Linked DNA regions of Homo sapiens: region 1 is linked to region 2. Evidence: read pairs that join two places in POLR2A ChIA-PET (ENCODE). Cell type or tissue: CD4-positive, alpha-beta T cell. All regions are shown on one strand. Each heading gives the region's core, and the rest is flanking DNA. Links, peaks and the distances in the headings are about the cores only. Region 1 overlaps MACC1 (MET transcriptional regulator MACC1). Region 2 has its middle 42 kb from the start of ITGB8.

Region 1 (2,930 bases), core at 282-2,781, 87 kb before region 2:
TGTACATATGTATGTATATATACATACATATATATGTATTTCCTTTTACAGATGAAGATAAATAAAATTCATAATAAAATATTTATTCACAATAAACACCTAGGAGTGTGTGGGAATAACAGTTTTATTGGGGAAAGGAAATACAGGGGCTAACTGAAAAAACACGAAGAATCTTTTAAAAGATTACTAGATTACTAGATTTAAAAGATTAGTAGATTTAAAAGATTTAAAAGATTACTAGATTACTAGAAATGGACAGTTATAGATAAAGAGATAACAGTTATATCCCTCATTAACAAACACTATTAAGTTATACTTCAAAATACTGATAAATACCAAAGAAAACACACGATGACTTCCAAGGAAAAAAGAGGTTACTGGGAGACCTTTGATATCAGTATTTCCTACCAATTTACTGGTCATAACGACAAATCCTGGAAGAGAAAGTAAATTGTTGTCAAAATTTAACAGGCAAGAGTGCGTAGGTTAATTACAGGAAGTTTTTAGTTTAGGAAACTGCCAAACTCATCACAAGACATGAGAGACAGAGTGATGTAATTACCTAAGAAGGGGGATGAAGTAATGCACTCAACCATCAGCACCTGATTTCTTTTTTTGCTGGAGCCAGAAGAAATCTTTTCACTGATGCACAGTCAGATACCTGAGATATCCCCCACAACCCCAGCTAGAAACATGGGTGCTATCTAATCCTGGAAGTTTCTAAGAGCCATTCAATATTTTCATGCCTATTCTCTGCTTCCAGGCAGGGTGGATATCCAGTAAGAATACCTGAGTACCATACACTGGCCAGCATCCATTCTGACAGGTCAAGTGTCCATGCCATACTCACTGCTGCACATTTTTAATATCATTTTGCATTCAGAAAAGTATCAACCTAAGCCTACCAAGGAAGTGTTCCTCTCCCTATTAAAAACTTCCAAGATGACTAGGTGTTATTTGGTGGGATGGATTTCTATTATTATGTTTTTTAATTTTAAAAAATATTCTAAAGGGAGAGAAGTGGTACTATGTCATCTGAATTGGTGAATCAAATTTAAGTGAATCTCATTGGTGAATGAGAGCTGGTCACACTCAAAAGAAGGATGTGACACAGTCTGAGGTTTTAACTAAAGAGAGGGAAGAAAGAAGCAGCAGGATCATGCAATACAAGAGGCCAAGAGGGGCTCTCAGACTGTCCCCCCCATGGACTAATTATGCAGAATTTATGAAATGGGTTCTGAAGGTTGAGCTATCTGGGTTCAAATGCTAGCTCCACAGTGAAATTTGTAGGGAGAAGCAGGATGAAGTGCTTCAGGTAAAAGGAAAATGATCCACAATGGTGTAAAAACAAGAGTGAGCAGAACTCGTTCAGAAAGCAGCAAGCACTTCAGTAAGGCTGAGGCATAGCAGTGGGGTAGGGGCAGAGGCAAGGATGGGGGAGGGGCAAGAGGGAAGGATGCAGAGAAAGGCAGAGGCTGGTCATGACATACTTATAACACAGACTGAGGAACTTGAACTTTAGCCTAAAGAAGACGCAGAGGAGTTTAAGTTCAGTCAATGACATGATCTCATCTGTGATTTACATTTCAGGAAGGTGGAAAGCAAAAGTTGAAGCAGAACTAGAGACAAAGAGCAAGGGCAGTGGCCTGAACTAGGAAAGTGGTTGTAAGAATGGAGAGAAGTGGACAGAGTTCACCTTGTCCCTTGTTTTCGACTCCTAAACTCCAAGGATTATAAATTACCCTTTTGAGGTTTTGCACTTAAGACCACCTTAGATTCCATTTTTGAGATTCTGTCTCCAAGGATGCAAAATGTGAACCTTAACCTCTGTACCAGTTGGAACCATGTCTTCCTGTAGAGGAAATGAGTTTCAAACCTCACTTACTGGTAATTATTCTTCGTGTTTTTTCAACTGGCCCCTGTATTTCCTTTCCCCAGTAAAACTGTTTTTCCCACACACTCCTAGGTGTTTAGTGTGAATAAATATTTTATTATGAATTTTATTTATCTTCATTTGTAAAAGCTATCTGGGTTCAAATGCCAGCAGAAAATGAGTCTGGTCTCAAAACCATGTCCGCACATCCAAGCCAGTGAATAGTTTCTTCGACAATCATACCAAAGTGAAAGGATAGTGTAGACAAGTGCAGTTATTTAGCAATTCATTAATGCTATCTAAAACTTCTTCCATTTGTTCACAGTCTTTTGGTTAAATCAACTTCTGTAAGTTCATTTTATGGATTGTAAAATGGGAAGTATTAGAAACAGATACAAGATTGTGTTTTCCATCAAAGCTATGACATAGAGATGGACTTAGTTTCCTTCTTTTAGAAATTTCTAGATTTCAGAATACGCCTCTTTGTATTTGGACGTAGAGCAAAGTGGTTGATACATTTCATACTTGCCTTGATAATCAATCAATGTGTTTTAGAGGAAAGAAAATGGGACCCGGAACCAAAAAACCTGATCGAGCTTCTAAAACTCTCCAATCTTCAATTTTACATCTATTAAGTAGTAATAATAATAATTGTTATTCCCTTTCCACTATGCTTTATGAGAATTAAATGATTTACTATCTGTGATGAGAACCAAAAACTTTTTGATTTTGGAAATGTGCTATATCTGTCATATCCAATCAGGTAGATAATAGCTACATTCATGCAGCTGTTGAACATACTTCATGTGGCTGTTGAACACTTGAAATCGAGCTAGTTTTACTGAGAAATTGAATCGTTAATTTTCATCAATTTAAAGGGCACATGTGGCTAATGCTTACCTTTTTGGAAAGTGTAGCTCTAGAGTACTGATTCAGTTTCAGTTATTCCTAGTCTAAATTCATTAATTCTAACTTTGTTCTGGAAATCCATAGATTGTATGTTGTCTTTGTTTAAAAATGAATGTTCTCTTTATATGTGAGCAAAGATAAGTATGTA
Region 2 (2,930 bases), core at 308-2,807:
ATATGTTCAATATGTAATTTTTTATCGCCTTCCTTTATGGCAACAAGCCCACTCTATATTACCTAACCTATCAGTTCTAACTCTAAATTCTGAATTATCCGTGTTCCTCAAAACCTTAAGTCCAAATTTCTGAGAAAGAAATGTGATTGTTCTTTTCTTTAATGTCTGCTCAGAGTCTGTCACAATTGACTGTCATAGACAACTAGTCAACCTGTGGATTCATTTAGCTGTGACTATAGTAGGGTAGGGTCATGTGATCAACTAGAGCAGCAGGTGGGGAGATAATAGTTAACACCTCTCATGAAACTGGTTAAATATAAACCTCAGACTGGTAATAGATAAGAATCTGTTTCTTCCTGTGTAAAAAACAATGTTTACTTAATATTTGCTTTTCCTAGCCTTAAGTTGTATCTCTAGGAATAAATGGGTTAATACAATGGAAAACACATGAGCGATCATAAAGTTTTGGAATACAATCAATAACAATACATCTACTGTCAACCAAACTGTTGATAAAAAGACAAATTACACATAGGTGAGAATCATAGTCTCTCACGATGTTGGGGGACTTCATATAGATGATTTTCCAGTGTAACTTAGATGAAATCAAATATCTGACATAATTATTAAGTATTTGTCTTCCTTCCCTGGTCACTCAAGTCATGGTGCCTCTTCTAGAACAAGTGAAGAGCTGAATCTCTCACCCTGATAGACAAAGTCTGAGGGATATACACTGATTTTTACATTTTGTTCAAATGTATCTCTTATTGCAGATTGAATTTGGCTTGGAATTTGGGTGCTTGCTTTGACTTTTCATTGTTTCCTTATTTGTATTTTATTTTTCTTTAGCTGCTGCTGGTTCTGGTGGTTTGTTTATTTTGTACATTCTATTTTCTAGAAATCTATCACTGGTGAGTGCTTAAAAACAACACAGACCAGAGAAGAAAGAAAGGAGTAAAGAGTTCAAGCCCGGATAACAATGGGACTAGTCCAAAAGTTTGCAAAAACAAAAGGAGATCTGTTGAAAAATAAGTTATAGATGCTTGAAGTCTACATTTATTTCTTCTTATTACTCATTTTGGAATGGATGCTACATTCTTTGTAGGTTCAAAATATCCTCAGAATCCCAAGTATGTGATAAGACCTAGAAAGGGCATAATTAAGCCTTTGTCATTAAGACAGATCTTTTATTCACCAATTTTAACAGTGTATTACAGCCAGGCACAGTGGCTCATGCTGTAATCCCAGCACTTTGGGAGGCCGAGGTGGGCAGATCACCTGAGGTCAGGAGTTCGAAACCAGCCTGACCAAAATAGTGAAACCCCGTCTCTACTAAAAATACAAAAATTAGCTGGGCATCATGGCATCTGCCTGTAATCCCAGCTACTAGAGAAACTGAGGCAGGAGAATCGCTTGAACCTGGGAGGGGGAGGTTGCAGTAAGCCAAGATCATGCCATTGCACTCCAGCCTGGGCAACAAGAGCAAAACTCCATCTCATAAAAAATTAATAATAATAAATAAAATAAAAACATATTTATGTTTTCAGCAGTTTATATTTATATACGACCATCATTCTCCAAATTTAATTATAATTGCCCATGGAAAATATTTGTTGTAACCAATCACGACACAGACTATAGAACTAGCTAGGGTTTTGAAAAGCAAATTTCAGCACTCTTCACAATAGCAAAGACATGGAATCAATCTAAATGCCCATCAATAGTAGACTGAGTAAAGAAAATGTGGTACATATACACCATAGAATACTACGCAACCATAAAAAACAATGAGATCATGTCCTTTGCAGCAGCGTGGATGGAGCTGGAGGCCATTATCCTAAGTGAACTAACACAGAAACAGAATATAAAATGCCACATGTTCTCACTTATAAGTGGAAGCCAAACACTGAATACATGTGGATACAAAGAAGAGAACAACAGACACCAGGGCCTGCTTAAGGGTGGAGGGAGGGAGGAGGGTAAAGATAAAAAAATCTACCTATTAAATACTACGCTTATTACCTGGGTGGTGAAAGAACGTGTACACCAAACCCCAGTGACACACAACTTACGTATACAACAAGCCTGTATATGTACCCTAGAACCTGAAATAAAAGTTAAAAAAAAAAAACAGAACTAGTGTATCTATGGCAATGATACATAGATGTTTTATGTGTTTCTAGAACCATTGGTAAAATTAATTTTTTAAAAATTTGAACCTAAAACATTTTTATTTTAGCATCTTCAAAAATTCAGATATAAATTTCTTTCAACACAGAGCTGTTTATGCATATATTTTTAATTCAATTCTATTTAATGAATGCATTCTCTATTAAACAATAAGTCTCTTACTATGAAATGGAAAATGTGCCAATTGCATGGTATATTTGAATAAATATAATAGGTGTATCATCTACAGCTTTGCTATTCAGTTGTGTGGCCTGGACACGAGCAATATTGGCCCAGCTTGGAAGCTTATTAAAATTTCGAATTTCAAGTCTCTTTCCTAACTACCAAATAAGAAACTTCATTTTAACATGATTCCCCTGTGATTCCTGTGCACATTAAAGCTTCTGAGACATGAACATGAAATAATAGCTTGGGTAGCAAGGATATAGTACACAAATGCTTTCTTAGCAGAAAAACAAAACCGTGCTTAAAATCTAGCTAATTACATTGGAGCAATTTAATTTCTGACCAAAAAGGAATAAGGCTCATGTTATTCAGAACTGTTTAAGAATTGTTTTGCAGGACACTGATCAAAATGTTTTCTATATGATATCTCACAGGATTTAATTCACCCCAAAATACAATCTTACATATTTTCAAGAAAGTTGAGTCTTGTCTTAATTATGTAAATTTAAATTCAGACACAAGTTGTGTGTCTTGGTAAGTCCCACTGACTAGAAAACTAGTGAATTTCCTCTTCG

What was found. ChIA-PET counts read pairs that join two places held together with the same protein. Peaks named below come from ENCODE experiments on the same cell type or tissue, not always from the same donor. Only the 100,000 strongest peaks of a DNase experiment are listed, where the experiment ranks them.
Region 1: POLR2A ChIA-PET joins it to region 2 with 5 read pairs; 3 of 35 experiments call an interaction of 5 or more read pairs at or near these places.

Annotation. Positions count from the first base shown.
Region 1 is chr7:20,200,042-20,202,971 of GRCh38, forward strand. The region is part of intron 1 of MACC1 (MET transcriptional regulator MACC1); the gene reads right to left. Among named protein-coding and RNA genes, the nearest start is that of MACC1, 16 kb to the right of the region's middle. RefSeq lists an enhancer at 1,576-1,625. In CD4-positive, alpha-beta T cell, for the core only: no CTCF peak of the experiment used is centred there; a DNase peak (open chromatin) is centred at 1,500.
Region 2 is chr7:20,287,148-20,290,077 of GRCh38, forward strand. No RefSeq gene overlaps it. Among named protein-coding and RNA genes, the nearest start is that of ITGB8, 42 kb to the right of the region's middle. In CD4-positive, alpha-beta T cell, for the core only: no CTCF peak of the experiment used is centred there; no DNase peak of the experiment used is centred there.